Linked DNA regions of Mus musculus: region 1 is linked to region 2. A link is a loop called in an ENCODE intact Hi-C map of the cell type or tissue named here. Cell type or tissue: left cerebral cortex. All regions are shown on one strand. Each heading gives the region's core, and the rest is flanking DNA. Links, peaks and the distances in the headings are about the cores only.

Region 1 (16,855 bases), core at 3,109-11,108, 950 kb before region 2:
TTAATCATCAGGGAAATGCAAATCAAAACAACCCTGAGATTCCACCTCACACCAGTCAGAATGGCTAAGATCAAAAATTCAGGTGACAGCAGATGCTGGCGAGGATGTGGAGAAAGAGGAACACTCCTCCATTGTTGGTGGGAGTGCAGGCTTGTACAACCACTCTGGAAATCAGTCTGGCGGTTCCTCAGAAAACTGGACATAGTACTACCGGAAGATCCAGCAATACCTCTCCTGGGCATATATCCAGAAGATGCCCCAACAGGTAAGAAGGACACATGCTCCACTATGTTCATAGCAGCCTTATTTATAATAGCCAGAAGCTGGAAAGAACCTAGATGCCCCTCAACAGAGGAATGGATACAGAAAATGTGGTACATCTACACAATGGAGTACTACTCAGCTATTAAAAAGAATGAATTTATGAAATTCCTAGCCAAATGGATGGACCTGGAGGGCATCATCCTGAGTGAGGTAACACATTCACAAAGAAACTCACACAATATGTATTCACTGATAAGTGGATATTAGCCCCAAACCTAGGATACCCAAGATATAAGATATAATTTGCTAAACACATGAAACTCAAGGAGAATGAAGACTGAAGTGTGGACACTATGCCCCTCCTTAGATTTGGGAACAAAACACCCATGGAAGGAGTTACAGAGATGGAGTTTGGAGCTGAGATGAAAGGATGGACCATGTAGAGACTGCCATAGCCAGGGATCCACCCCATAATCAGCATCCAAACGCTGACACCATTGCATACACTAGCAAGATTTTATTGAAAGGACGCAGATGTAGCTGTCTCTTGTGAGACTATGCCGGGGCCCAGCAAACACAGAAGTGGATGCTCACAGTCAGCTAATGGGTGGATCATAGGGCTCCCAATGGAGGAGCTAGAGAAAGTAGCCAAGGAGCTAAAGGGATCTGCAACCCTATAGGTGGAACAACATTATGAGCTAACCAGTACCCCGGAGCTCTTGACTCTAGCTGCATATATATCAAAAGATGGCCTAGTCGGCCATCACTGGAAAGAGAGGCCCATTGGACTTGCAAACTTTATATGCCCCAGTACAGGGGAATACCAGGGCCAAAAAGGGGGAGTGGGTGGGCAGGGGAGTGGGGGTGGGTGGATATGGGGGACTTTTGGTATAGCATTGGAAATGTAAATGAGTTAAATACCTAATAAAAAATGGAAAAAAAAAAAAAAGGCTGTCTGATATTATTTCCTACCTTATAGGAACACCAGCAGGCAAAGTCAACACCCCAGTCATGTAAGCGGAGTTCAACATTTCCAACTGCATGTGCTAGGTCAAAGCCAACAAAACAGCCCTGGGGAAGAACATTCAAGGTTTTGATTTGTTTAATGATTAGGACAAACGTCTCAAGCCTACTGCAATATGTTGAAGAGTAACATGTTCTGATACCCCAGATCACAACATTTGACCCATAACTCCTTCAACCCTTTAGGCAGCCCTCTAGACAAAAGCCATCTTCGCAAAACTACTTCCTTCTTCACTACGTTGACATTTTCACTTGTGGAAAAATGTGGATAGGGATGAAACTTTAGGTCTAGCAGGAGAAACAAAGTCAGCACTGCCCAACTGGACTGCCTTGATTACACTTACTTCAGAGTTCATTTGTGGGAGACAGAGGGATTTGCTGAAATTCTATTTGTGAGTATTGTAACGGTGTAGTAGCAGGTCCCTGTTCCCAACAGATTCAGAGTCCCAAAGACACCAAGGCTGCAGAGCCAAAGACCCCTGTCCAACGCTCTGCAATACAGCACAATGTAGTACTGACTAGGAGCAGAAGGCTCTAAGATCTTTACCTTTCAACACAGCACACCTGTGCTCACAATCACCCCGTAAGCCTTCCTTTTCTCATGCATCCTCCGTCTTTTACCTTCCACTTATGCGCACGTTTCAGGCTGGTTGTGCTTTTGTTTGTCCATTTTTCAGCTGGTTTTAGACTGCTGTTTATTTTGTTCCATCCAGTTTACTCTAAATCATTTCATTCTAGTCTAGTCTGCTCTACTCTATTCTTCTATGCTGTCACATTTTATATGCTCTCCCTCTCCCCATGGCTTTTCTTCTTGTTATAATTCTTAGCCCCCATTTCTTTTCCTTCTTAAATTTAACATTCCATCAATGTAACAATCTCTAAATTCTGTAGATCCTAACTCTATCTCAACTCTCCTTTCCTAGCTACTTAGCCTACCTTAATTTCTTTCCTTCAAAGTCAATCTAATACTTAGTCCTTCTTCTTATTTACCGTACTCCACTCCCCTTTCTAACCACTTTAACTAAAATATGAGTATGCTACACTCTATACTTTGTTGTTTGTCTTGCAATAGTCTTTGAGGCCTCTGCTAGAATGAAAATCAGATAGTGATAATACTAAACACGTGTTCTCATTCCCCACTTAATGTCTTACTGAGGGTGTTATACAGAGTTTATACCAGGGATCTGGAGCTCCAGGTATGAAAAAATTATTTCCTGAATTATACAATCTACACTTCCTCATCCAAATCCCACCTGAACAGTACAAATCCTCCAACCAAAAGAATATAGCTGGTTAAAATTAAACCAAGCAAAGAAGTCTCACCAAAGGCATATTACTCAATGTACTAATGAAAGAAATGTGAACAAACAAGACATCATCTCCCTCAAAAAGCATTACTCCTGCAAAAATGACATCTAGTGTAAGTGAGAGGCTCTCCTAGACAGACAAATCAAAATAATGATTAAAAGCATCCTCAAAGACACAGGTAGGGAAATACAATAAGGAAGGGGATAGACAATATGAAAGAAGAATTTAAAAAAAGAAAGAATTATTGAAGAAAAATCGATATGATATTAAAGTCAAAGTAAGTAAAATAAAATAGTAAGTAAAGTAAGATCAAAATTAACTAAAATAAAAATTTAACAATGTCTCAGTGATAGAATGGACCAGTAAAAGGGGAAAACACAGAGCTTGAAGACAAGGAATAAGGACTAGAGGGGACCAACAAAAATAATGAGGAAACGATATTAGTGGAAATCCCAAGATGTATGAAGACTCTCCAAAAAGACCAAATTGCAAGTTGTAGGCATAAAATAAGGAGAAGAAACTTATTCTAAAGGTATAGAAAACATTTTTTAAAGAGTCAGGATAGAAAAATTAGCAGAATTCAGAAAAGAGATGCCTATCCAGAATGATAAGACCAGGAAGAACTTCCTCTAAACATATTCTCATTAGAATATTATGTAAATAGGGCAGAGAATGCATATGAAAAGCTGCAAGGGAAAAACGCCAAGTCATGCATAAAGGCCATCAGAATAACAGCAGATAATGCAACTGGAAGTCTAAAGGCTAGAAGGTCTTAGAATGATGTATTTTAAGATCTGAAAGATAACCATTGACAATCCAGGGTATTATATACAGTGAAACTAATGACCATAATTTAAGAAAAAGATAAGAACTTTTGTGATAGAAATAGTCTAAATAAATTTATGGTCACTAGGCCAGCTCTACAGAAAATACTTAAAGAAATCTTACAGATGAAAGAGAAACATAAATCCCTCCATGAGACTACCGAAGAGAATCAGCCATAAAAGAGTGATACTAAACAATGGAAAGAAGAAGAAAACAAAACCCTACAAAATCAGCAGAATGGCAGAAATCAATACACAGCTTTCAATAACCCTGAATGTTAATGGCCTCAATTCCCTAATCTGCAAACACAGCCTAATAGATTGGACCAAAAAGTGTGTATCATATATTTGTTGACTCCAAAAGAATACACTGTGTCACCAAATTAGTACCTTAGAATTAAAGAATGGAAATCTATCCCAAGCAAATGGCCCTACAAACAAGCACACCACAAAGTTACAATATCGGGCAAATATAATTTAAACCAAACAAAGTGAGAAAAGATAAAGACAACAACTTCATACTTATTAATGGAGCAATCAACCAAGAGGGCATTACTATTCTATACATGTATGCCCTGAAAACTTGGTAATTTCATAAAATAAGTACTATCAGAGTTAAAGTCACAGATTAACTCCAGCACAATAGTAGATATGACTTCAATACCCTACTCTCACCAATTGACAGGTCATTCCTCCCAAAATTAGTTAAATAATAAATAAATAAACAAATAAATAAATAAGGGAATTTTTTAATTAAATGAAATCATAGATGAAATGAACTTAACAGACATTTACATAACACGCCATTCAAACACTGCATTATACACATCACATATTAGAATATAAAACAAGTACAATAAATAGAAGAAATTTTACATAATTTCTTATATTCCATCTGACTATAGTGCATTAGGACTACAGCTCAAGAAAAATTCTAGACCCCACACAAACTTATGGATATTAAATAATACACTATTTAACATTGAGTGAGTCCTTGGAGAGATCAAGTAAAAAATAAAACCATTATTAGAATTGAATCAAATGATAACAAAACATGTCTAAACTAATACAAGTGACATTTGTAGCTCTATGTGCTTATATAAAGAAATCAAGTGTTTTGTAGTAGTTGTTGTTGTTTGTCTTTTTAAAATCCTATGTCTTAAAAAAGAGAAAGAACATTAGGTTGGGTTGATGGAGGAAATCTGGAAGAGTTTAAGGGAGGGAAATGTGATTGAATATATATATATAAATAAAATAAATAAAAATGTAAATGAAATTAAGTAAGTTAAAGACAAAGAAAGGAAGGAAGGGAAAATGAAAGAAGAAGGGAAAAGAAAAGAAATAAGAGATATCTAAAAGTACTGGGAAAAGAACAAAGGCCATATAACAGAGGAATAGAAGTCATTATAATCAGGGAAGGAATTTGTGAAGTGAAAAGCAAAATAAAAAATACAAGGAATCAATAACATGAAGAGTAAATTCTTCGAAAAGATAAACAAGACTAACAAGGCCTTAGCCAAACTAACGAAATAGGAGAGAGAAAAGATCCAAATCAATAAAATTAACAATGAAAGGTGGCCATTACAGCAGTTGCTATGGAACTTCAAAGCTTATCAGGCCCTATCTTGAAAGATATTCCAGTGATTTGGAAAAATCTAAAGAAGTTGATGAAAATGAATTTCCAAAAGTAAACCAAGATGAGATAATCCCCCAAAAAAGTTTAGACAGATCATTAACATGCTGTGAGAGCAATAAATCAAACAAAATAACAACAACAACAAAAGAGAAAAGGACAAAGAAAACCCCAAACAAAAAACATGAACCCAGATATATCAAACGTTCTCTCTCAAGGAAATGGTAAGCCAAGTTGTCTTCAGTTGTCCACTTTTTCCAAAGTTGAATTAATAAAAACATGAAACATAAAATGGGGAAAATACCAAATCACAGTTTCTCTCCAAATATTTCCTTTTTCATTCAATCTGTTTCCCATTTTGTCCTGAACATTACAAGCTCCTCTCTGCTGCATAGGGACCTGTGCTTTGGGTAAAATCCGCATGGTACATTTGGCAGACACTCCCTCAGTAAGTATCACTCATCCTGTTCTTTTCTTCCACTGTATCTCAGACTAGCCCTGGATATTTACATTTGGACATTTACATGTAATGTGTGGGCGCTCAAGATACTGGATGATCAGCTCTTATGCTTGCTTTCCAGCTGAGCCAGTAAAATTCCTTCCATCCCAAGGATAAGTGTATCTTTCTGGACTTCCCTCTCAATTGGATGTATAATATGGAGTTTCTGATTGGCAGGCCAAGTAAAAGACAGAATTAGATATTGGAGGAAAAAGGCCAAATTCTGGCAAATTAAAAATCTAAAACCAGAAACAAACCAAATACCTGTAATTGAATCTTCCAGAAAAAAAAAAAAAACTAAATAGTTAACCTTGAACTAAATGCTTCAGAGACAAAATATAAATAGAATCCAAACTGAACGGTATCTCAACTATCATCTCAAAACAAACCCATCGATCATCCATCCATCAATGCAAGGCAAGTCCAACCTCTAGAAAGAACTCTCCAACAACCACCCAATGGGGCCACATTGAGCATGAGAGTCTCATGCTAGTACCTGACACAGATTCAAGTTGTTCCTGCAGTAACAGAACAAAAGAAAGCCATAAATCATGTCACTTTCTCAAGGACTTTCGTGGAAGTATCAGGTTGTAAGAAAATAGAGAACTCTCTGTTACAGTTCCCAGGTGCTAGCTAATGACTGTCTAAGTCTATGGGCTGGTGGAAGCTTATTGCTGTGTTAGCACGTTCCCAATACTCCACCTGATAGTCACCAGGATGGCAGGGCACACACAGAGGTGAACAATGAATGGCTCTTAAGGAGACTGAAGATAGCCTAAGATTATTGTACTCCAAAACTACCACATCCAGGCTCTTCACAATCTCAGATGATCTTCTCAGTCATTGTTCTAGTCAGCTTTGTAGAATTCTTAACACATGTATAACTTTTATTCTTGGAAATTCTGTTCACAAAACTATACTTACTATCATGTGACTACATTTATTATTTAACAAAAGAAACACCTTATCTAGAATGTGTAACTTATTTCATTGTTTTCTTCTAATGTAGAGAGATGAATTTGTACCATTTTTCTTATTCCAAATTGAGAAATATGTATATTATATATATAAATATATATATGATATGTATTATAAGCAAGATGTTTTCTATGGGAATGAACCTTTTGAAACTGACTGGGAAGCAATACAAGTAGTTCACAACGAGAACACTTAGAGGTCATCATAACCTGGGCTTGCAGATTCATGATTAAGCATAATAGACATTCACATTTGTTACCGTGAATTGTAAGATACCCATATGATTGAAATTCCATGTGGAAAAACAGAAATTGTGAGACTTAAGTGCTCTTTCTACTCACTTGCATTTCTAATTAGAGGAGTAGTTTTTTTAACAAGAGAAAATTTCAAACTCACCTTTTTATACATTGTTAAGAGTTTAACTTTCTTAGATTACCCAAAGAAAAATCTGTACTTTATTTCATGATAAATTATTCATAAAGTATGGACTATGAGGAAGGCACCAAGTTCACCTACTGGATCCTGTTATTAATCCCCTGTGGTCACAGCTGTGGCATTGTATCAGAAAACCACTCCAGGCTCTCACAGTACATTTTATTGAATGTACAATTCTTTTGTATGGATGGCAGAAAACATAAATTATTAAAGTGGGGACTGTATCAAGCTACAAATTTGAAAGAGATGGTCAGAGTGCAATTTTACAGAAGAGTCGCTAGATGGCAGCATCTTAAAACAAAGCATCAAACTGAGCCCTCCTTCAGCTATTTCCAAATATTTTCAAATGGAGTAGATGACTTGTGATTCAAAGAAAAGGAAGAGGAGGAAGAGGAAGAGGAGGAGGAGGAGGAGGAGGAGGAGGAGGAGGAGGTCAAACTTGTTTTCCTAGTTCATACAATGTTTTTGAGACACAATTTTTCAACAGGATTTTAAACCAACTTTACCATAGATGGTTATTGCATAAGCATTTTGACATAATTAAGTGGAATAGAGTTGTGCTTGGCCAACACAGTACCTTACTCTCTAGCCATCCTTGAATAATTCTAGTCATTTATTTCTTAAATGCAAATTCTTTCGATCTGCATTTTTCCAGAGAATTTTCTTTTTTTTTTTAATATTTTTTATTACGTATTTTCCTCAATTACATTTCCAATGCAATCCCAAAAGTCCCCCATACCCTCCCCCCCACTTCCCTCCCCACCCATTCCCATTTTTTCGGCCCTGGCATTCCCCTGTACTGGGGCATATAAAGTTTCTGTGTCCAATGGGCCCCTCTTTCCAGTGATGGCCGACTAGGCCATCTTTTGATACATATGCAGCTAGAGACAAGAGCTCCGGGGTGCTGGTTAGTTCATAATGTTGTTCCATCTATAGGGTTGCAGGTCCCTTTAGCTCCTTGGGTACTTTCTCTAGCTCCTCCATTAGGAGCCCTGTGATCCATCCAATAGCTGACTGTGAGCATCCACTTCTGTGTTTGCTAGGCCCCGGCATAGTCTCAAAAGAGACAGCTATATCTGGATCCTTTCAGCAAAATCTTGCTAGTGTATGTAATGGTGTCAGCGTTTGGATGCTGATTATGGGATGGATCCCTGGATATGGCAGTCTCTAGATGGTCTATCCTTTCGTCACAGCTCCAAACTTTGTCTCTGCAATTCCGTCCATGGGTGTTTTGTTCCCAATTCTAAGAAGGGGCACAGTGTCCACACTTTGGTCTTCGTTCGTCTTGAGTTTCATGCGTTTAGCAAATTGTATCTTATATCTTGGGTATCCTAAGTTTCTGGGCTAATATCCACTTATCAGTGAGTATATATTGTGTGAGTTCCTTTGTGATTGTGTTACCTCACTCAGGATGATGCCCTCCAGGTCCATCCATTTGTCTAGGAATTTCATAAATTCATTCTTTTTAATAGCTGAGTAGTACTCCATTGTGTAAATGTACCGCATGAGAATTTTCTAAACAACAGTTTCAAAGGATATCCTACATTCCCTCTGAAAAACTCCTGTTAAGATCAGGATGCAAGCTGTAGTAGTTGTTTCTGTGTCTCTTGAGCTTCTATAAACTTGTCCTTTCTAGTTTTCCTGGCTCAGGGACACTACTACCCCTTCAGTTATGTTTTCCTTCATGTCCTTTCCCTATTCATTGTGCTGAAACTGATCTTAGAGTTCCTCAAAGGTCAAGGGCTGGGAATTTTACCTTGAGATTCATTTATAAATGACATTTGGAGGTGGGGTCATTGGGTAGTTGATATTAGCTGAAATCATAATGTGGTCTGTGGTAAAAACCAAAACTAAAGCCAAAGCCAAAGCCAAAACCAAAACCAAAGCCAAAACCAAAGCCAAAACCAAAACCAAAACCAAAACCAAAACCAAAACCAAAACCAAAACCAAAACCAAAACCAAAACCAAAACCAAAACCAAAATAGCTTTGTCCTTGCTGTTTCTCAGGTGATGCCCTCTGCTAGGGTATAACCAACTGCAAAAAGGCAGTTCCCAAGAATCCTTGGGACTGATCTTGGACTTCTCAACCTTTAGAACCACAATTTAAATAGAACAGCATTCCTTTACAAGTGAGTTATGAATAGGCTCTACTATTCAGTTATAGCCAAAGGAAACAAATGGGCCTGGATGGCTGAGATTATGTTCCAAAGACTGGCGCCATTCCCAATACATTCCCTACTTATATAATCTTATGCAAATCTCCAATCTTGTTGTTCTGTGTACTGACATAATAAGTGAAAGTATTGAATAAGTAAAGCAAAAGAATAAACAAAATCATACAACAGCCAGTAGATATTCTCATCTGATATTGGAGTTTCTTTATAAAATAGTTCTTATTTACATTCATATACTTAACACTGAAATTCAGCTAGACTTGAGACCCAAAAAAACTTAAATGAGAGCGCAAAATCTTGGGCTAATACAAACAGATGGGAAGAGGGAAGCTCTCCTGAGCTACCCAAGGAATGTTCTAGTAGTTCAGATACTTCCAAGTCCCAATAATCAGAACTGTCCATAGTCCAATGATCATTCTTGATAGCTTTATCACTTTTGGACTTAAAGAGCTTCATGGCTTCTACAATACTTATATCATCTTTCCTTTTCCCAAAGACCACAGGCTTGTCACTTAAGCACTCAGTCTTGGCAGGGAGATCAAAATCTAGGAGCCATTTGGGTTTGGTTTAGTATTTGCCATGAGCAAGGTCCCAAGATGTATATGTTTTAAGGTGAAGTGCTCAACCTCAAATTGCTTGCATGGATGGACTGCAGCCAGTGTCATTGTGTAATATGACATTACAATCTTGGCACATGAATCCTGAAGTAATTGTGTGAAGAATAAATAAAACAAACCATTATTAAACAATTCATCCCCCCCGCCCAGGGTACAGAGAAGCGATACTTTGTGTGGCCTTCGGGGCTCTGTCTGCAAACAGCTCAAAGCAACATGGAGAAAAACTCCCTGTCCACCCTCAAAATGTCATTGACCATGGCTGACCATGGCTTAAAGCAAGTGGCTAAAGAAATAGAGGCCTCTGAAAAGCCCAATGTTGAATTACAAATGAGAATTTATTGAGGTTTGATCTGGATGCGGTTTTATTATATGCTATTTTTCTTTAAAGGCATCTTTTAAAAATGGCGTATTTTAGGTAAAAACAGCAAATTCTATATGATCTGGATTACTCTCTGGTAAATAAGAAATACCACATGCATTTGGTTTTGTAATCCTCCTCACACAGCACCAACAATGTTTCCTGATCAGTGGAGAAGAATGCAGAACAGGGTGAACGCCTACATCTCCATCTCTTCAGAATTTATCAAACAATATAGAGAATGAGATAACGGAAGGTGATTAAGAATAGTAGCAGTTTTGACAATTTTGGAAGTTCTGCAATATGCTAAATTTTTACTATCATCTGGTATTTTCCTTCTTCACTCAAGAAAGCCGTCTGAATTGTGCGGAACACAAGACAGGTGTTTACATCAATACTTGGGGCTGGTATTCACCAGGTGTGTTTTGTGTGCTCATGAGGATTGTAAACTCACAAATGAGGTGGACAAACAACCAGTGTGCTAAGCCAGCTGAATTCCAACTTAGAGATGTAGCCACCTGGTCTTTATTAGCACATATACGGGTAACTCTATCCATTGGTAAAACCAGCCTCTGAGTGTTCACAGAAAGGTGCGGTACCAAATTCTGTTGAATGAGGCAGGTCTATATTCAGTGCTACTAACACTGTACTAGTCATGCCCCTAATCTCCTCAGTTCCCTCAAGGCTGATCGTGGGCTTGATTTGTTATAAAACGGCTTCCAGAGCAATGAAGTCTTTGAGATTTCTGTATAGCCTTTTCAACTTGACTCAAAATTCAGATAATACTGTGTACTTAATTAGAACAATATTCTTATAAGAAGAAAACTATGTGATAGTTGTTTCAAAATAAGAAAGTTTCTGTGTACATTTATATGTGCGTGCATACCTGTGGACACATGGCTTGACTTTATAGAGAAATATGGACATGTGGTGGGTTAGTAATACAGGTTTGCGAGGTAAGTCTGATGTTGGGTTTTGCAGTGATTTTCACAATTAGAGGTCTGCTAAATTACTAGAGAGGGATAGGAGTAGAGTAGAGGACAGAAGTTAATAAGGTTTCCTGTCTCAGAATTAGAACATTTAATTCCAAAGTTCACTCCTTTATTGATACAGTCATGCACAGATACCATGTTAAAAACAATACCAAAAATCAAGATCTGACTGGATATGGAGGCATATGCCTTTAATCCAAGATACTCTGTAAATTAGAAGCTATCCTGCCACACATTTGACAGGTTTTTGTCACACGGTGTTACATAGTGAAATCCCGTCTATCTCTATATCTCTATATCCATATATCTATATATCTGTATATCTATATATCTATACATCTAATCTATATATCTATATATCTATCTATGTATCATCTATATATCTATATATCATCTATATGTCTATATATATCTATATATCCATATATCTATATATCTATATTATAGCTATATATCTACATATCTACATATCTAATCTGTATATCTATGTATCATCTATATATCTATATATCTATATAATCTATATATATGAAAACAATTAAACAAATGCAAACTAGCAGTCCTATAAGAGGGCCTCCTATGATCTCACCATCTCTGTCAATCATCTTAGAATGTACAAAATATTTCCTTTAATTCATAACAACATTACCAAGACTCTCATATGACCTCTCTTTTGTTATCATTTTCTTTCAGCTCTCTGGTATGGGCAGGTATTAGTATTACATTCTATATTAAGCCTCTTTTGTACCAAAAGTCAGTAATTCTGTGGGTCACAATTCTTTCTAAACAGTACCTAGGGTTATCTACTTTTTTGTAGTGAAGGTATAATGCTTTCAGTTACACAAACAGCTCAATGGGAACAGCAGCTCTTCAGTATTAAAACAGAAGTGAAAACAATGAGTCTTAAGGGAAGAGATGCAGTCTTTGTCATGCAACTGCAGAAATAGTTTTTAGAAGTCAAGTTGCATCTCAAAATAGCTTAGCGTGCACGTTTTTTGTACACAGAACTCTGCTAGTCAAGGTTGTATTAGACCTTAGGCTCTTGTAAGTAATGCAGAAGATGAAAACTACAAATAATGTACATTATAGAAAATAAATCCCCAAATCTTTTATCCCAGCAGAGATCTGCCTGATGATGAATTCTAAATGCTCACATTGAAGGTCAGTAGTCAACTGAAACTGAATGAAGGAAGCTGAGATTATGTCTCAAATAGTTACCCTGGTATTGAAGTCCAATGATTTAAAAAGAAACATTTTAATGCATAAGTGCATATATACTGGGTAACACTTACTCTACTTGCTAAATTGATTCCACAGTTCCCATTGTCCCAGATGTATCGATTGATGGTATTTAAGCAATGTATTTGCAGAGCAGACAACAGTTCCTGATAAAGTGAACATTGCTCTGTGAGTTGCCTGTCCCAGAGAGCTTAATTTTAAAGATAAGAAATCCAGTAAGAAAGTGTTTTGAATTTAAAAAGAAAAGCAAGAGAGAGAAAGAGTTTGTCGTGAGAAAGGAATACACAAAAATCAAAGGACTTATTGCAGTAGAAATGGTGCTGTAGCAAGTGTAATGGTGCGTGATTATAATGCCAGCACTTGGGAGATTAAAGCAGAAGGATTGAAAGTTTGAGGCCAACCTACAATATCCCAACTCAAAAAAAAATTTTTTTTTGCTTTAAAATCTAAATGAGATTTTAAATGGATGTTTCAACCATCTTATTTTTATACTCTTATTGATGTGGAAGGATAAGTCTAAAGATGAAAGTTAAAATCTTCATGAAGTAGTTAACCTGGGCAAGTTAAAGCAACACAGTATGGGCATTTCTTTAGAGTCAAGCTGCTTTCACATATAGTATAGTATTAATTATATACCTATAATATCTATATATCTATAGCTACATCTATCTATAGCTACATTTATATATATATATATACACATAAACACACACACACACATACATACATTTCTTTGTACCAGCAGTCGCAATGATGCAAAATGACCTGTTGAGAGTGTCAGGTTGTTTACCCAGGTTAGAAAGATGTGGAAACAATCCCACCAAATGCTGGTTTTGGCTGAAATCCCTAGAACACCAAATGTGGATAAGGAAAGCTTTCTGAGATGCAGCAGTGGCCAAGCTATTATACCTTTCAACATGTTATCTCTTTCATAGGAAGATCACATGTACATTTTGTTGACATGAACATCTATGTAATCTAAATTATCCTTTAAGATTCCATTTTCTAGAGGAGGGATTCACATAGTCAGAGACTTCTTGGAAGCAAACTGGTAAAGAAGAGTTGGTACCATGGTTCTGTCCTTAAATGTGAGGAGAGACACAAAGGAAAGCAAGAGAATCAGAATTGAGAATGGAGTCCCTCATCCATGATATTGGCCAAATTTTAAACAAATTAGAACATGCATGTGTATAAATTTGTTCTGTTATCATGAGATGCATGAAATGTGTATTTGTGTATTGGTGTGTTTGTTCTTTCCTTTGTCAGTATTTAATAATCAAATGCTTTCATGTCTACACACACTGCCTAAATGAGTTCTTTAAAGAGAGTAGTTTCCCCCAGTCAGTCTTCTCTCTAGGATCCCCTTGAAGACCAATCTTCCCAGAAGGGAAAGGTCAATATACAGATGAAAGAACCAATTTATTTCATGTGTTGTGTACCCCAGTTCCTGAGAAGTGTCCAGGGACTTCCTGCTGCAAACCTGTGGAGGATTTTGTAATTCTCATCCAGTCCTCTAAAGGCTCGCACAATTTTAATTAGAAGGAACTCTTTCAGATGCCACATAAAGAGCTGAAGAAATGCAGGTGGGTGGGATATGTAGCGTGTCATCCAGTGCTGTTGTTAGTGGGGCAGCTACATGAGACACCCATCAGAATGGGTGGAAGTATCATGTATTAAGATCTTTCTACATGAGTTGGAGATTATGTTTCTGAGGGTCTGGGAAGTCATTTCTGAATGCTGGCATTGATAAGAACCTTACCTGGAATATTCTCTATTTCCTATCCTTGATAATTGGGACTAATCTAATACTCAAGGAAAGAGAGAATAAGAAATAATAATTACTTATTTTTACTTTGCCTTTCATACCTTCTGAGATTTCTTTGCCACTGCAGGATTAATTGGAATGAATAAAAAGAGATAGTCTAGTGAAAAGAGATTGTCCATACCAGCCATTGAAAACATAGCTTTGGAATCATCTGTAAGTAGACTCCAACACCAGTCTTCATTATCTGCTTAAGTGGGCAGGGCAAGTGCTTTTGCAGAAACAGTTCTCTCATCTGAGCCCTGATGAAAGGTCACTAATGGGTTTTCTGAGAAAATGTACTGGATAGCAAGCATCCAAATCATAGGATATTACCGGAAGTAGCAGCTATTACTCTGCTCTCACTTGTAAGGTGCATAATTTTCCAGAGATACTCATCCATTAAAGTAATTCTTGGGGGATTTTCTATACACCCTTATTTTCAAATAACTTCTGTGCAATTTTATAACTACTCTATCCTGTTTTAGCTCCTGAATAAAGACACAGAGACCTTGTACTTTTATTAACAAAATTTAAGCCTTGGCTGGGCGGCTATTCTAACCTGACTAGGCTGACAATACACAGACAAGTGATCTGTGACTTGCCATCTGGTCTTGCACTGGCTTCTTCTGGTCCATGTATTTTGTCATAGCTCATCTCTCACCACAATCTCATGGCAAATCCTATTGGTACCCCCACGTGGTCTCTTATGCCTTCTTCTCCTCCTGGTACTTCGCTCTCCCCTATCATCTCTCTGGGATCTCCTGACTGACATTGGAATTCGCACCCAATTTTCTTCTTCCTACCTAATTGGCTGATTAGTTTTGTATTAACCAATCAGAAGGTGATGGGGAAAGATGTTTACAAAACACTGATACAGGTGATGCTTCAAAAAAAATAACAAAGTCCAGCATGTACTCAACTCCCTGTTGGTACAAAAATCAGCAATTGAATAACACAAAGCCAACCTTTACTCAGTGCACAAAATCATCTCTCAACAGTCATCTCTTTATTCTTATTGCTAAAAGGCTAACACTGAGTTTTTGTGATATGTCAGTGATAAAACCTTTAGGTAGCATGAGACCATGAATTCAATTCATGGCATATGTTGTGCATGGCAAATCTAGAAGTGAAAATGAATGGAAAGGAGAGAAGGGATATCTTTCTATGAATATTTAGTGAAGTTTAATGTGTCTAGTTTGAAGGAATAAGGCAAACAAATGATCCTTAGAGAGTAAGACCAATGGACTCCGGAGACAGGAAAAACAAATTAACTCAGAGGCTCTGCAGCATGCCATAATTTTCAGGTGGAAACTTCTCTCACAATTTATGTCAATTTTACTCCCTAATTAATGATCTCCCCAACCTTCTTCAGTGGTGAGCATAGAATTCTAGGACACATGCATTTAAGACTAGAACTCTACAACTGGCTATCCTTTATTGAGCTCCTTTATTTATTTAATCTCATATGTACAAAAGCAAGAAAATAGACTCAGTGGCACCATCTTCTTGCCCTATATTAAGCCTATCTGACAAAGATCCTACAAATGAAAAATGAGCTTAAGCTTTTTAATTTATTTATTTCAGTTGGCTTAAGTGAGAAAATAGCTTAAGGTAATTTTTTATGTTTAATTTAGTTCATTTAATTTTTAATGACCTAATGGAATATTCTTGATTTTGAAAAGAATCTCAAAATTAATGTAAGCATGCAGATCACAATTTTAGGATAGCTAGACACTATTTGCCATTTTCCTGAAAATAATTATACTTAACATTCTGTTCCTCATGCAATACTGTGATCCATCAACTTGCCTGACCAACACTTTTGTTGATTGCACACACATATCTATTTCCAGATCTAGCATGTACTTAAAATAAATCACTTTATGGAAAGCACAGTCTGCAGCTTATGAATTTTGCGGAGTTAGTCATTGATACTCTACTGATGTAAGCCTTCTATACTTGAAAGAACTGTAAAGCAGAACAAAAGGAATCCAATGATATATTTCTCATACATTCCTCCAGACAGAGTGATACAAAAACTTTCACGATGAAGGTCAAGAATTTCACATACAGGATCTCTAAAACAATGATCTTAGCATTTAACACAGCTCATCATGTTGCTGTGACTTCACAACTATCCTATTATTTTCATTGCTACTTCCTAACTGTAATTTTGCTGCTGTTGTGAATCATAATGTAAATAACTATGCTTTTTGATGATTCTCAAAGGATCTAACAACCCACAGATTGAGAACCACTGCCCTAAAGTCAAGAAAGTAACGTATAAATTGGACCTGGGAGAAATAGTTCACGTTCCTCTTGTAGGAATGCAGTCGGGTAGTGATACTATGATGAGCTGAGACTTAGATTCAGCACCAAGGACAGCGCAGAGCATGTCACTGAGAAGTTCTAAGGTTAGCGTTTCAATGCACAAATGATGATCCAAACTTTCAGTTTTTTCCTGAGATATTTGCAAATAGTAAATTTTATTTAAAATATCATGGCTTGTAATTGTTGATAGGTAATTATACGTTTACTAATAGAATAAAAGCAACAAGGAGAATCTCTAGAGCAGGCTTTTGCCTGTTGATCAGGTAGGGTTCAAATCAGGGAATAAAAGCAAAGGACATTTAGCTGTAAAGATTCTGTCAACAGGTGGGAAAAAGACTTTTACTTTTTTCTTTACTTAGTATTGACATCTGTATCT
Region 2 (16,855 bases), core at 3,960-11,959:
CCATGCAATGTGATATTGCAAAACTATAAAAACCTTGGAACTCAATGATATATTGAAATTTATATACATTTCAGTTTTGTTTAAATGATTCCCATTTTTCCAAATTGGTTTTACAAGCAGCATGTAGCAATTCACCTTACTTGGCTCTGTCACTATCATTTAATTCTATCAGTTTTCTTCCTCATATGCTGACAATCTGTTGCGAACACATGCTGTTAAAAAATCAGGTATGAGCTGGAGAGATGGCGCAGTGGTTATGAGCTGATGGCTCCGTAGCTACTGTTGCAGGGAACCTGGGTTCAGTCCCTAGCATCATCATCTGCAACTCTCCTTCCAACAGATCAGATGCCCTCTTCAGACAAGCATGTGATGCACAGACATACATGCAGGCAAAACATCCATACATACACAAAAAATAAAAACTACAGTATACACAAAGAAGCATTCTTAGGCATTTATGTATGTAAGTATCTAGATTTATATGAGTATATGTTGAGATTTTAACAGGATATTTCATAGTTCATAGCTCTATAATTTGCCAAATTATATAAGGCAAACATCCAGGTGTAATTTACAGATGTGTTCAGACACAAAATCTTTCTGGCACACCAAAGCCTTATTCCTTCTATTTTGCAAAGCAAATCTGCTCTCCTTGAGCAAAGGAAATTCAGTGTGTCATAAAGGAAGAATCACTGGACTGGCTTCCAATCTTCCCCATGGGTTCCTCTCCCAGCTTTCTAACTCACTCAATTATTCCAAGTTCCGAGGTTGTTTTGCCTGATAACAGGCCTCTGCATTTCCCACAGGTCCTTGGTTAAGGAATAGAGCTGGGTTCTATTTTATTTTAATTTTTTCCCCTCTGTGTTGCTTTGGTTTCATTTGTAGATGTATGTTAATTGAGTTGTTTCTCAACAAATACCTAGCTGGAGTGCTGACAAACCAGTTCTGTTTTCTAAGGACAGTCAAGCTGAGCATTATTCATTTCAGTGAAATCTGGTTGTATTTAAAGACCTCCACTTCAGGGATCCTAAATGGATGATGAGCACTTAAAAGGCTCCTTCCATTTTCACAGCTGTATTTTGCATATACAGACAGGTCAGGTATTATACTAAGATAATAAAAATAGAGGCACTTACTATGAAGAAAGGACCTATTATAAATTGTTTTTCAGAGGCTCTGCTTGTAGTAAAAGAAATATGCTGCTTCCTGCAGGATTTCCTATAGTTGGACGGCCGAGCGAGCCTGAGAAATTGTTGAATTCAGTCCCCCAGGCTTTACTGAGATGAGGTGATGTCCTCCTCACCTTGACAGTCACTCTTGACTTCTCCTTGTTAGAATATGAACAATGAAAACAATGTTGAATGTAGACATTTGACTAGCTGTGTATCAGTAAGCATTTAGTTTTGTTTTATGATTTGAAATGTTGATTAAATACTTCAATAACTCCAAAGCAAACTAAGAATGGACACTATAATAACCAATATTCATTTATTCTATTTGTCTCAGTTTTAATATACAAATATTGTTAAGTTGAAAGTTTTCTATATTCTACAGCTTGTTCCCTTTTCATTATTCCAACAGAGTCGGTGTATATGCCCACAATCCTTTACAAAATACCATTACAGAATTGTATTTTCTCTTATTTTTGATAGTCTGTGTACACCGGAATGAAATTATATGGTCAGTATTATACATATATCAAGTCAATAGTCAAATCCAAAATGATAAATTAACTATTAGCTTGATATTATTATGACACCCATCTTAGCTATATCTTTCCCTACCACACTTAGTCCCCCATTCCATGTGGTAGTTTGATTAGGGATCTCCATACTTGAGAGAGATTAAGAGGTATGGCCTTGTTAGAGTGGGTGTGGCCTTGTTGAAGGTAGTATGTCACTAGGGGTGGACTTTGCACTTTCAGATGTCTGAGCTAGGCTCTCTCTCCTTCCTGTTGCCTGTGTCAGCCTGCATTTCATCATGAGAATATTGGACCAAACCTTTGAAACTTCAAGCAAGTTCCTTTAAGTGCTTTCTTTATAAGAGTTGTCCTGGCCTTGGTGTCTCTTCATAGCAATAGAACATTGACTAACATAGTTGTTGGTACCAAGGAGTGGTATTGCTATAATAGGCTGGGCAGTGATGCTTGTTGGTGGAAAATAGATTTGATACTTTGGATAAAGAAAATGGTTGAATGCTTTAAGTGGACCTCAAAGGCCATACTAGTGGAAGCATGAAGGATAGTAGTACTAAATGTGATTTGAACTATTCAGACCCAGCTCAATTGGTTTCAGAGGGGTGGTATATTAGTATGTGACCTAGAGACCACTCGTGATATTTTGGCAAAGATTGTGACTGCTTTTTGTTCTGGTCAGAAAAAAAAACATCTGCCTGAGGCTAAACTGGAGTTAAGGATTAATATATTGGCATAGGAGATTTCAGGATAGTCTAGATTCCTTCTAGCATGTGGTTATTAGTGGTGACTCTTACATAGATCTATAATGAAAAGAAACAAGCTGAGCAAGAAAAACTACAAAATGTATTCTCTGAGGAGAAAAGGAACACAGGGAAGTGTAATAGAGCTAAGTTCTGTACTGAAGGAGATAAACAATTCAAAGAAAAGCCTAATGATTGGAGGTGCACACCTCTAATCCCAGAGTTTCAAAGGCAAACATAGGTGGATCTATAAATAAAAGACCAGATAGATCTACAAAGCACGTTCTAGGATAGCCAAGCTTAACCAGTAATGAAAAGCATCAAAAACCAGAAAGTTGGTGAAAATGTATATAAATCAGGTCATGTTTCAGTCCTAGCAAGCAGAAGAACTTGGCAGCTTCATCTACATGGTTTAGGCCTTAGAATCCAAGATACAAGAAAAGAGATTGCAGAACCTCCTTCTGGCTAATGAAAGTTACTAAGACCAAGTTTGTGTCAGGGATTTACTAGCATGAGAGTCCAGAGAAAATTTAATAAAGCCATAAAGAAGAAGATTACATTGGCTTGGAGACCAAGTTGTGGGACACCTACAAAAAAGAGCTGCTGACAGGGCTTGGAAACATCACAAGGGAGAGACTTGTGTTGTAGTCAAGGCTGAAATGAATAGGAAATCAGAAATCAGACACGGGGAATGCAGAGTTTGGAATTTGGCCAACTAGTTTTTGATCTTGCTTTGGTCTAATATTTCCTCATTATGCTCCTCCCTTTCAGAATGCTAATTTATATTCTGTGTCATTGCATGTTGGGAGCATGTGATCTGCTTGTTGATTTTGGATTTGCATGGGGTTACAGTTAAGAGATTGTATTAGTTTCAGAAAAGACTTTGAACTTTGGACTTGAAAAGTGTTGATGCTATGAAAAAATATGGGAACATTTGATGCACATATGAACACACAGAGACTGTGGCAGCATGCATCAGAACTGTATAAGTTTACACCTTATGGGGTCTTAAAGCTCAGAGAAGTAAACACATTCCCCAATCCCTAACTCAGCACCTATTTTTAATTAATACACACTTGCAAATGAGAGATTACTTTTCCTCAATGAAGTCTCATTGGGGAAACAAGGGTAGGACCCATGCCCAGCAGTAGTATATATATATATATATGTATGTATGTATGTATGTATATCATGGCTTCTAGATTTGTTTTTACAGGATTCCTGTTTGTTATAGCTTGTGTGTCTCAATGAATGTGTGTGATTCTTCTGTTTGTACTTTGGCCTCTTTTTTTTCCTATGTTTGTTTTGTCCTATTATGATTTTTTGTCTTATCTTATTATGTTCATAATTGAGACTTTTTCTTGGTGGATTTTTCCTTTGATGAATATGAAGTGTCCTTCCCCATCTTGCTTGATAACTTGGTTCTTTGTATGACTGTATGGTTCCTAAGAGGAGACAAAAATTATATGGCTTTGGATGAAAGAGAGGTGGAGAAGAGACTGTGAGGACCTGGGAGAGGAGAAAGTATAATCTAAATATATTGTTTGAAAGATATCTATCTTCAGTAAAAGAATAAAAAGGAATATGAAATTTCTCAAATTTGATTGAAAAAATTGGCCTATACATTCAAACTTTGAATACCACTGAAATGAGATATTCTCAAAATACATATTCTTACAATGTAATTAAACTGAATAAACAAAATATAACTTGAAATCGGCCAAAAATTTTCTTAAGTATAACATACCTTCAATAAAATTAACTAATTGGCTAGTTTTTAACTTTAATGACTTATTAGTATTTTGATAATTTCATGCAATGTATTTTAACCATATTCAACCATAACACTTTCCTCTAACTCATTCTTGATCCATTTTTGAAAATAAATCCATTGATCTCAATTTCTGCTCCTCATACAGTCCTGGATGTGGAGCCGTCTTCTGGGGCATGGTCAGCCTACCAGTGGTGACCCCATTTAAAATAATGAATGGCAACATCTTCAGAAACAAGTGTCTTTGATGATGTAAACTTGGACATCATAAACAAATCTAAGATGTCTATGATGTCTCTTTGACAAGAGCATCTTTTAGCAACAGTGAAGATTTTAAATATTTTAACTAAGAGCATTTAACAACAAAGAGAAACTCAAATGGGAAAACAGACAAACTTAGAATAAACAAGATGAAGACCATTTTCCTTTACCTCTTAAAGAGCATGAAACAGTTGATGTTACTAAGCAAAATCATCTTTAGCAATGTTACTTTTCTTTGAAAAGCTTTTTAAATATGTTCATAATCTTAATAGCCTAAGGATTACTTTTCAAATATATAAGAACATGAAAAGGAAGCTTAGTTGCTGTATAGTTACTGTATGTCATAACCCTTATGCTTATTTGACTGTTATTTAAATATATGTCACAATCTAAATGATTATATGCATAAACATAAGTATCAGAACTTTTCATTTATTATTTAGAATAAGCATTTATTTATGTTAATAAGAATTTTTCACAATGTTCAAAATGTTAAGTTTTAATTAAATTAATGTGACATATTTTATTTAAACATATTTTTCTGTTTTAATTTTAATATCCTCTTTTCAATTTTACATTTTCTGCATGCATAATTAAATTATTTAAATAAGTACCCCTTAAAATTTATTAATTTTTGTAATAAAAAATAATAAGAAACACTTAAGTTAAAAAATGAGACTGGATAGATAGCTCAGCAGTTAAGAGCATGGAATGCTCTTCTGAAGGTCCTGAGTTCAAATCCCAGCAACCACATGGTGGCTCACAACCACCCGTAATGAGATCTGACTCCCTCTCCTGGTACAGTGTACTTACATATAATAATAAATAAATCTTAAAATAAAAGAACCCTTCTTTAAAAAAAAAAAGAAGAAGAAGAAATTGAGATATTTTGAAACCCTATTCTCTTGTTTACTCTGATATTAAATGAAATATACTTGATATGATTTACAAATATCCCCATTTGTGAAATGAAGATATGAATACTGACAATATTAAAAGTTCTTATCTCTAAGCTAGAGGTAATGATGTTTATAACCCTGGCCATCAGAAGACAGAGACAGAAAGATTGTGAGTTGTAGGTCAGTGTTAGAGCATGTGCCTACTGTGGAGCACACTAGGTTTTATCTCAAGTACTACAGAAAAATAAGTGAAATAACTAAAATAGAGAAGAAATTTCTTCTATCTACATGCTAAAGTCCCTAGCTCATTATTAAAGAGCTATGCACCAGGTATGAAGAGCAGTTATGATGACAGCAACCATGATTGTAATGATGAGGATAATGGTGTTGAGACCATGGGAAGAGGGAAGATGAAATTTGACGTTATTAAGCTTTGCATCTTTTATACTGATGAAGTCTAGAGTATAGTTATATTTGCCACCCATGTCTATAGGAATAAGCACTTATTCTGGCAATTACAACTAAAAGTTGTGTAATATAAAGCTTATATGGGCTGGGATGAATACCATTTTAATATCAAGAAAGATAGGCACTTAAAGAAGTGCATTCAGTCAAAGCCGGGGCAGAAAGCAACACTGATGTTTCTCTGCAGTGTGTTTTGTATCTCTGTTTGTAAAAGCAAAGAAGATTCATTTCTACATGTCCATTAGCCCCAGTAGATAAAATACATAAATTCTGAATGCTTTCTGTTGTCAAATGACCTGGTGACTCTTAACGTAGTACAGCCAGTGGATGAGCCCCATGTATTGCTACATATTTTCCCTGAAAGCCCCCGGCATTTTCCACTCATTATTCTGAAACACTTATCTAGCATCTGCTTCTTCCAGTACTGCTGGGCAAAAACTACAGTTAACCTGCTGAGAGCACAAGCAATCACACAAAACAAGACCATAGTTAATGGTTTAAAAGTAATTGGGAGCCTAATGTGATTAATTCAAATAAGTTTATTATATGAATATTGCCCTATAATCAATATCTGCTGTTTTATTGTGGGAGGTAGAAATTTTTTTCAAAACAACTTTAAGCATGTAATATAATAGTACACACAACATCACGTTTGTGTCTTGGAGGTTGGTTGAAGGAACTCTCAACTAAGCGGAAGGAGATTACCATTTTATTTCTATCTTCATATTAAATCATTCTATAACCTTTGGAAAGTATACTTAACTCTTTGTTTATTATTCTGCTTATTCGTTTGTGTGAGACAAGGTCTAATTGCAGCTCAGACTCTTCTTGAACTGTGATTCTTTGTTACCCTGTCTCAGATTCCAGAATCATGAAGATATGAAATATCACATCCAAGTATTTTTACTTATTGATGAAACGTCTTGCATGATTGCTACTTGTCTGGCATCAATGGGAGGGGAGACCCTTGGGCCAGTGAAGGCTTGATGGCCCAGGATACTGGAATGCCAGGGTAGGGAGTTGGAATGGGTGAGTGGAAGGGGGAACAGACACATAGAAGCAGGAGCGGAGGATGGGGTAGAGGGTTTCCAAGGGATAATCCAGGAAAATGGATAATATTTCAAATGTAAATAAAGAAAATATCTAATAAGAAATGAAATACTGTATTTACCAGTAATTCAGGTAGATACTAATATTTATATTTTTAGAGGCCGAAAATGGGAGCCTAATGTGATTAATTCAAATAAGTTTATTATATGAATATCGCCCTATATTCAATATCTGCTGTTTTATTGTGGGAGGTAGAGAATTTTTTTTCAAAACAACTTTAAGCATGTAATATAATAGTACACACAACATCACGTTTGTGTCTTGGAGGTTGGTTGAAGGAACTCTCAACTAAGCGGAAGGAGATTACCATTTTATTTCTATCTTCATATTAAATCATTCTATAACCTTTGGAAAGTATACTTTACTCTTTGTTTATTATTCTGCTTATTCGTTTGTGTGAGACAAAGCAAAATATTTGGCTATTTCAGTTAACATAAAAATAAATTATCACAGTGGAATTTGAATCTCTCACTTGCACTAAATTTGCCTAAGAGAATGAATCATTTTTCCGACAGTAACTTTTAAGAGCAGTTAATAAGGAAAAGGATTAAAAATAATGTGTAATGTGTTATTCTAGGGACTAGGTGGTAAATATTTAAAATAGGTTACCACCTATTATGATGTTGCAGAGGGGAAAAAACACATAGATTAGTTCACTAGCTCAATGAGCAAATTACATGTTGATTTGAGCCCTGGACATAAAATAAAGAACTAGGATGAATATAAGATGGTTATAGCTCTGTCTTGGAGACTATATCAGTGGCCGTCATGGAGATTAAGAACATGCCTATTAGATAATGGGTGAAAATAATAGATTTAGGTATATCAGCCCCAAAAATATATAAAAAGAAAAAAGGAGTTGTAGGAGGAAGAAGATTCAGACTACATTTAAAATCCACAAAAATATCCCAGTTCATAATGTTAAAGTTATAGGGAGTCATAGAACATTACTATGATGTTAGTGAACCCCAGCGAAGAAAGAGTGAGCAGTGAAAAACACACTTTGTAGGAAAAGACTGTTAATGAAGTAAGAAGATTGTGAGACAACCAGGGAAAGTCTGGGTGGGAAAGAATTTCAAGGATGAAGTCAGAATGTTACTCAGAAATAGAATGGAAAATTCTTTTTGAATCTCAAATCTAGGAAAATACTGGGTGCTTTTTGTGAAGTTTAGGCCTGGAATTCAAAACAAAACAATTGACAAAGTGCAAGGCAGTCACAGAAGCATGGACAGTCTCTACCTCGCATAAATCCATGCAGTTTACAGTGCCAGGACAATGACTTTCTAATGACATTGATACACCAGTCACAATCACAATGCTGTCACTCCCCTGAACTTTCTTAAAGCTGTATTTACTATTGCCAAAATGTTTGAAGCATTGTATTAACCATAAAATTAATATTGTGGCTTACATTTCAGAAAACACTGATTTAGCACTTGGTACAAATACTGGCCCATATGTCTCAGCCAATTTAGAATGCTGGCGACGGATTTGGAGGTGCAGTGAGAAAGTGTATTAGAGTCATATTTTCCACCACAGAACAAGTTTGGGTGGTTCATTCAGCTCACTGGTGTTACAGAAGACTTTTGCAATTGATTCTTCTGTAGACTAGAGAATGCCTCATTAGCCGCTGACACATCATAATTGCTATATACTCTATTTAAATCTAGTTCTAGTTAAGGATGTCTCGGTGATGTAATAATCCTGTCAGTCAACCTGCCAGTTTCTTATGTGTGGGATGTTCTCTTGTAAATGTTAAGTAATTATCAAATGCAAGTGTTCGGACACAGGCTTACTAGAAGGCTTCAATCCTTAACAGGAGAAGACGTTTTTTCTTAATAACACTTTCTTCTTGTGTCTATTGCCAGTGAGGAACTAAGGTGGCATAAAAGTTAAGTGCTTGATTTGAGTATTAACAGGGCACCCAGGAATGAGAGTCTTTCTAGTGATTGGCTTTACAAAGCGACAACACTCCTATAAACTCAGTACATTTACACTTCTCCTTGGCAAAATGAGGAGCTCCGGATTCCTGAGAGACTAGCAGTCTTGTGTGCTTTTGTGTCTCTTCATGTTTTCTCTTCTTTCTGCTTTTAAAACTGAGACATTATCTCCACTGGGCTCCTCAACTACAGTCAAGTTGTTTGTCCTCTCTGATATTCAAGAATTGACCTAATACAATCCTTAAAGGCATTCTTTCGACTGAATATATTTATATAAAGATAAGTGATAATTGAGCAATTTCCCTAACTGCCATTATATGGGAAACTGTGAGCCAAATGTACAAACCAGAGTGTGTCAAGGGAATGCTTGAGTACAACTTCAAATAAGGTGGCACAGCTGTCAACATGTTGGGAAAATGCACCTGAAGATATTCGGGCTTGAAATACTGTGGAGGAAAGCTTCTTTCAAAATTTCTGTCTTCCTGGGATCCCTAACAGCAGGCTTTGTAAATGGGAACAGAATCCTCAAGCCAAGGGAAAATTCCCTCAATAAAGAAATGCTGTAAACAAAAGACCATCAGCTATGTGACATCTCTTCCAAAGTCATCAAGGGTATGTTCTTTAAAGCCCTGAACTTCACAAAGGGAAGGTCATCTCTCAATTCTCCCGGAAGGCTTTTTTCCGTTGGGAAGATCACAGCAGGATATTCTAACCACATTCTTTTTCATTTACCTGAACTTGGGGAGACACATGGAGGACTGATGTACATCTCACCAAGACACTTGTGCATCTGTTATGTTAGGTAAAGAGTTTCCTGAGGTAGCTCAGTTTATAACAGACAGTCATAGTCTCAGGCCCCATCTCTCTGCTCATTTTCTTATATATCTTGTACACAGATCCATGCTTACACATGAATTTTTAAATTCCTCCTTAATTCCCAAACATTCTCATGTTCCTCTACCCTCCTACCATTCCCAACTAAATAACTTGCCACTCACAGTTTTTTGAATTACAACACCATTACCATTACCCCACCTAGCTCAATGTTCTAACCAAGGTATACACCAGAATCAAAGATATGGCCACATTACTTTAGAACCATGATTTCAGAAACCGGTTGTAATAATACACAATCATGTTTGAAACCCCAGCTCAGCCAGGCAGTTTCTTTTACTATCAATCTCTAACAGATTCATTCATTTACTAGTTTTATTAGAATTATATGATCCTCTTATGTGTGTAGGTAGAATCCAGAGGGCTTTCATTATTTTTTTTAGCTTCTGAAAATTAAGATGATGGAGTGACTTAAGGATGTGTAATCTTAGGTTCAATAAATATTTCTGGAGCAGAGTTTAATTGTACGCTGCTATATCTGCCCATCTTCATTTTCTCATAGGTCTGCTCATAATCATTGAGTCAAATAAACATTATCTTCAAGTTCTAGACAAGACACAGTTCACTTTTAAAAATTTGTCTAAAACCAACTGATGAGTTTGTAACACAAAAGCCCATGTTTTAGGTTCATTTCTCTCATTGCTTGTGTTTCCCTGGTAAGTTTTACGACTGAGACTGCAGACTAGAAGGCACTGCTAAGTCACTATTAAGCCAGTGTCACTGTTTGGTCATTGTTAGGTTATTACTAGGAAATTGTTGCTTTGACTGTTTCATTAAATCACTTTAAAATTTCCATAATGAAATAGCTGCTTTACTTTGCTGTTTCCCTGTGTGCTTTTGAGAAGTGTTCACCTAGTCAGGTTTAGAATGGACATCATTTCCTGGGCAGTCTTTAATTATCTAAACACTTGATTCTGGAAGCCTTTATTCATGCCCTTCCCAAAACATTTTATTCGAATGTGTTCTTTTAGCATTGATGTTTCTTTATACTCAGAGGTAGTTCTTAAGCTCTTACATGGACACATAAAATAATCTTTGTATCAAAACACATAAAACTCATTAAAGACCTTTGAAGGAAAAAGTAGAAAGGGGAAATTTCCATAAATATATATATATATATATATATATATATATATATATATATATCCTTCAAACTACTAAAAGAAAGAAGTGGGTAGCAATTTTCATTCAAAAGGTATATATATATGCATGCTCTGTCTCAAGTTATCTAGTAACTCTCTTCTATAAATTACATAACTGAAAACTATGTGTGCGTGGATGTGTGTGTTCTGTAGAGTTCTAGAATAAAGTAGAGGATACGCCTGAGATCTATCTGTCTTTGAACACCATAATTAATTAAAAGCACACGTTTCATATTTAGCCAACCGTTAGCATATTCTTAATGCTTCCCTAATAGTGACTTAGACAAAAACATTAATTCATTCTTGCTACCAACTACTTTCCACCTCTTAATGCATTTTTTGGAGAATAGCCATATATGATCCTAATGATTATCCAATTTGCTTTCTGCTTTAATATGTTTAAAAACTTCTAAACTTGGCTCTGAGATTTCTTGGCAAGTCCCTCAACAGACTTTTGTGGTTGGTTTTTCTACCTGATTTTGTGGACTTTACTAATACCTTTGAACAAAGGCATTTTTAAAAATCTTTTTGGTTGTTATTTTGTTTTGTTTGTCCATTTGTTTTTTAAAGGTCTGTCATTTAAGATGGAACCCATACTTGACACTGCTTGGGTTACCAAGAACAAGAAAATAGATACCTCAGGGACAAGGGTAAATCCAAATATGACCAGTCTAAAAAAAATGTGTAAAAATAAAATTACTTCTAATGAATTTTAAAATGTTAATATACTCATAGATCATCAGGCACTGTTAAAGAAGCTTCCTCCTGTAGCAGACAGGAACAATAGAGAGACTCACTGGCAGATCTTATGCAGAGATCTTGGAACACACAGTTTTAGATGAGATGTCTATAGTATTCCTTCCCTCAGATCTCAAGGGACCCCAATGAAGAGGAGGTAGGAGGGTGGGAGAGAGAAGATACAGAGGACACCAGGAAGTTAAGTTGTTATGAACTCATGGAGATAGAAGCATCATACACAGGGTCTGCCTGTGTCTATATCATGTCTTATGTGTATATACTATAGCTTTCAGCTTAGTATTTTTATGACACTCCTGAATGTGTAAGTGAATGGGTCTCTGGCTTTTGTGCCTTCTCTTGGTGGGTCTTATTTTTCTCTTGGCATTCCTTATCTAGTTTCAATATGATGGTTTTTGTTTTATCTTATGCTTTGGCTTGGAGAGGGGTTCTGAGATAAGGGCTGTCTAGAAGCTCCAAAAAGAATGAATCCAAGTCAAATTTACTTGATCTAATAGAAAAGAAAGTGGGGAAGAGCCTCGAAGTCATGGGCACAGGAGGAAAATTTCCTAAACAGAACTTCAATGGCTTAGGCTCTAAGACCAAGAACTGATCAATGGGACCTCATGAATCTGAAAAGCTTCTGTAAGATAAAGGACATAATCAGTAGGACAAATTGGCAGTCTAGAGATTGGGAAAAAAATCTTCACTAACCCCACATTCAATAGATGGCTAATTTCCAAAATATATGAAGAGAACAAGAAGCTAACATCCACAAACCGAACAATCCAATCAAATAATGGAGTATAGAGCTAAACAGAAAATTCACAACAGAGAAATCTTGAATAACTGGTAAAAGCAGATGCAGAGACTCATAGCTAAACATTAGGTGAAGTTCGGGGAATTCTGAGAAAGACAGCGAGGAAGAATAGTAGGAGTGAGAATAGTGGATGACACCACAAGAAAACCCTCAGAATTAACTAAGCAGGACAAACACAGTCTTTATATATATATATATATATATATATATATATATATATATATATATATATATATATATATACTCAAGGCTTAGTTTTACTATAGATTTCTACCAGATTTTCAAAGAACAGTTAATGCCAATACCACTCAAAATTTTCAGCAACTAAAAACAGAAGAAACATTCATTTTATAAGGCCAGAGTCACACTGACAGTGACACAAATACATATAAAGACCAAAGAAAGAAAGAGAATTAAAGACCAATTAACCTTGTAAACATAGATGTAAAAATACTAAACAAAATACTTGCAAATCAAATCTAAGAGGATATTGAAAAGATCATCCACCATGATTGAGTAAGCTTCACTTTAAAGTTTTAGGTTAGATTCAACATCTCGAAATCAATACATATATTACAATGTACATACTGAAGGACAAAAAAAAAAAAAAAAAAAAAAAAAAAAACATGATCACCACACAAGGTGCAGAAAAGAAATTTGACAAAATGCAACACTGCTTCAGGATGAAGTCTTAGAGCAATTAGGAATAAAAGGTCTTTTATTATTGCTCAACATCATAAAAGCAGTTTACAGCAAGTCTATAGCTCTCATCGAATTAAATGGAAAGCAATTCCACTAAAATCAGGAACAATACATGGTTGTCCACTCTCCTCTAACCTGATTCAATATAGCACTTGAAGTCTTAGCTAGACGAGTAAGAAGGAGATCAAATGGACACAAACTGGAAGGAAGAAGCTAATGCTGCTTTATTTGCAAATGATATAAAAATCTACATTAGTGACCTGAAAAATCACACCAGTAAAACCCACAGCTGATAAGCACTTTCAGCAAAGTGGCTAGATAAAAATTTAACAACAACAACAACAACAACAACAACAAGCAATAACCCTCCTAAATGTCAAACAGATTAAAAAAAAAAAAAGCAGGATAATAAGTCCTTTCATAATAACCTCAAATAATATATGTTGGGTTTTCTCTTATGAAGTAAGTGAAAGACTTTTATGATAAAAACATCAAGTCATTGACAAAAGAATTTGATGAAGATATCAGAAGATCGAAAGATCTCCCATGTTTATGAATAAGTAGAATAAACAGCAAAAAAGACCGTCCTACCAAAAGTGATCTATAGTTTCAATCCCCATCACAAATCCAGCACATTTCATCTCAAACCTCAGAAGGACAATTTTTGCTTTATATGCAAACACAAAAATACAGCATGCCTATAATAATCATAAACAATAAAAGAACTACTGGATGTATCACTCTCCCTGATTTCAAGCTGTACTCTAAAGCTACAGTAATAAAAATAGTATATGATTGGAAAATAAGACAATAAACAAACAAATAAAAAGTTACATTGATCAATGGAATTGAACTGAAGAGACAGATAAAAATCCACACATTTATGGACACCTGATTTTTTATAAAGAAAGCGGAATTTCACACTGGGAAAAAAAAAGACAGTATCTTTAACAAATGGTTGGTTGAACTTGATAGCTACATATAGAAGAATGCAAAGAGATCCATATGTGCCACCCTACACAAAACTCCTAATGGTTAAAAGACCTCAATATAAAACCATATACACTGAATATGTAAGAATTGAATGTGGGAAATAGACTGGAACCAATTAGCACAGGAAAAGACTTTGTAAAGAGAACACCAATATAGTGGGTACTGAAATCAACAATCAGCAAATGGGACCCCATGAACCTGAGTTGTTTCTGCACAGTAAATGATAATTTCATTGGGATAATTCAGAAGACTAAAAACTGTGAAAAAAATTAGCAACTATACATCCAAACTACATAAAGTACTCAAGAAATTAGATATCAAGTAAACAAATAACCCAATTTAAAATGAAGCATAGATCCAGAGAATTCTTAATAAAGAAAATTCAAATACCTAAGTAACATCTGAGAAATATTCAACACCTGTAACAGTCAGAGAAATATAAATCAAACTCCTTTGAGATTTCATCTTATACTTGTCCAAGTGACTAAGATCAAAAGGACAAGTGACAGCTCAAGGTGGTGAAATGCAGAATAAGAGGAACATTCATGTGATGCTGGTGGAAGTACAAATTTATACACTATGGAAATCAGTGAGTCCATTTCTCAGAAAGACTGGAATCAATCTAGCTCAATATTCCTCAATACCACTCTTGAGCATATACCCAAAGGATGCTTCATCCTATCACAGAAACACTTGCTCAATGGATCACAGGGCCCCCAATGGAGGAGCTAGAGAAAGTATCCAAGGAGCTAAAGGGATCTGCAACACTGTAGGTGCAACATTATGAACTAACCAGTACCCCAGAGCTCTTGACTCTAGTTGCATATGTATCAAAAGATGGCCTAGTCGGCCATCACTGGAAAGAGAGGCCCATTGGACAGGCAAACTTTATATGCCCCAGTACAGGGGAACACCAGGGCCAAAAAATGGGAATGGGTGGGTAGGGGAGTGGGGGGGCAGGGTGTGGGGGACTTTTGGGATAGCATTGGAAATGTAATTGAGGAAAATACGTAATAAAAAGAAAAAAAGTAATAGCCAGAATTTAAAAACAATCTAGGTACCCCTTAATTAAAGAACAGAAAAGATAATATGGCATTGTTTACATAATAATACTATTAATAAGCTGTTAACATGGCATCATGAAATTTTCTGGAAATTGCATAGAAGTAGAAAATATCATAATAGAGGTATACCAGACCGAGAAAGACAATATAGTATTTATTCACTTATATGAGGCTATGACCTTTTAAGTCAATGATTTGCCAACCTACAATCCATAGAACCACAGAAAATAGATATCGATTGAGGGGCTAGAAGGAACACATAGGTCTCATTAGAAAAGAAAAATAGAATGGATATTTTTTAATGGAACAGGAGGGGTCTGGAAGGGGGGATAAAGTGAAGGTGTGAAAGGAAGAGGGGATAGGGGGACGGGATGTGTAGATCACAGCTAAAATTAAGGGACGTTTGAAGGGTAGTATAGAAACCTAACACAGAAGAAACCTCCTGAAATATTGGTGTGTGTGTGTGTGTGTGTGTGTGTGTGTGTGTGTGTGTGCGCGCGCATGCGTGCACTGGGTGTGTTCACTGAATCAGAGCTTACACATTCAGTGAGATAGGCGTCAGTGAAACCCTGGGGTAAGCTTCCCTAGTGGTGTGCTCTGCAAGACACGGTTCTAGGTTTTTCCAAATGAGTCACCTCCCTTCCTTTCTTGAGTATATTTTTATACCTATTTTGAATTTTATAAATAAATAAATAAATAAATAAATAAATAAACACCACAAAACACACATGCGCGCATATATTTATATATGACTCAATTAAAATCCTGACTTTGGCAATTTCCATCACAATACTAGGTATTGCTCTCCTAATCTAATTTACCATGTTTTTTCACTCTGCACCTCTAGTTTTAAAATTCTTTCTGCTGCATTTTTGCTCACTATTTTTAAGCCTGCCTGTGTCTTATCTGTTCTGTGAGATCAATTTGCCCCCGAGTTACTGGCAGGGAGATCTATAGAACATGGCTGGGTAGATGATGCAGCTAGTTAGAGTTGTGGCATTACTTAATCACTACATCAGTCATTGTAAATGTTACAAATGACTTGGGATTCCCTAAGTGTGAACATACAATCCTGGGATGACTAGCTGACTTGTGACAGAAGAGTTGAACAGGATACAATAATTACTACACGGGATGCTTGGCATGAAAACACTTTTTTTTTCCTAACAGGGTGAATGTTATTGCTTGAAAATTTGAAGTTATTTTTAGAAAAATCTAGATATGAATTCAGAATTTGGGGATAAGTAGAATTTGGGGATCTTAACTAGGTCAACTTATCCAATTATCTAGAATTCTGTAAATTACTCTCTACTAAAAAATGGCTCACTTCCAGGAAATTTAGTCTTCTTCCTCCATGGAGAATGAATAAATAAAAGATGAGACCCAAAAAGGTTTTGAAGAAATGTGAATGCTATAGTCTTTGAAGTGATATAACTACATTTTGGATATATTTGTATTTTTGTCTCAAATAATATATTTTCTTTGTCATCAGATAAGGTGAAGTTGTGTGATACATGCTAAAATTTGCTCCCTCAAGAGACAACTTTCATTTCAGGGTTTTATGCAATCATCTCTTCTACTACTATCTGGCAATGTGTGCTTGGAGTTCCTGTTCCCTTCACT

The links. A loop is a pair of places that touch in the nucleus more often than their neighbours do. Peaks named below come from ENCODE experiments on the same cell type or tissue, not always from the same donor. Only the 100,000 strongest peaks of a DNase experiment are listed, where the experiment ranks them.
Region 1: it touches region 2 in a loop (4-fold over the local background); 5 of 42 quality-filtered maps call a loop at or near these places.

Annotation. Positions count from the first base shown.
Region 1 is chr2:43,613,433-43,630,287 of GRCm38, reverse strand. It overlaps Kynu (kynureninase), which reads right to left. Exons shown (of 14, transcript NM_027552.2): 9 at 1,237-1,335. Among named protein-coding and RNA genes, the nearest start is that of Kynu, 67 kb to the right of the region's middle. In left cerebral cortex, for the core only: a CTCF peak has its summit at 7,230; a DNase peak (open chromatin) is centred at 7,232.
Region 2 is chr2:42,663,543-42,680,397 of GRCm38, reverse strand. No RefSeq gene overlaps it. Among named protein-coding and RNA genes, the nearest start is that of Lrp1b, 18 kb to the right of the region's middle. In left cerebral cortex, for the core only: no CTCF peak of the experiment used is centred there; a DNase peak (open chromatin) is centred at 8,546.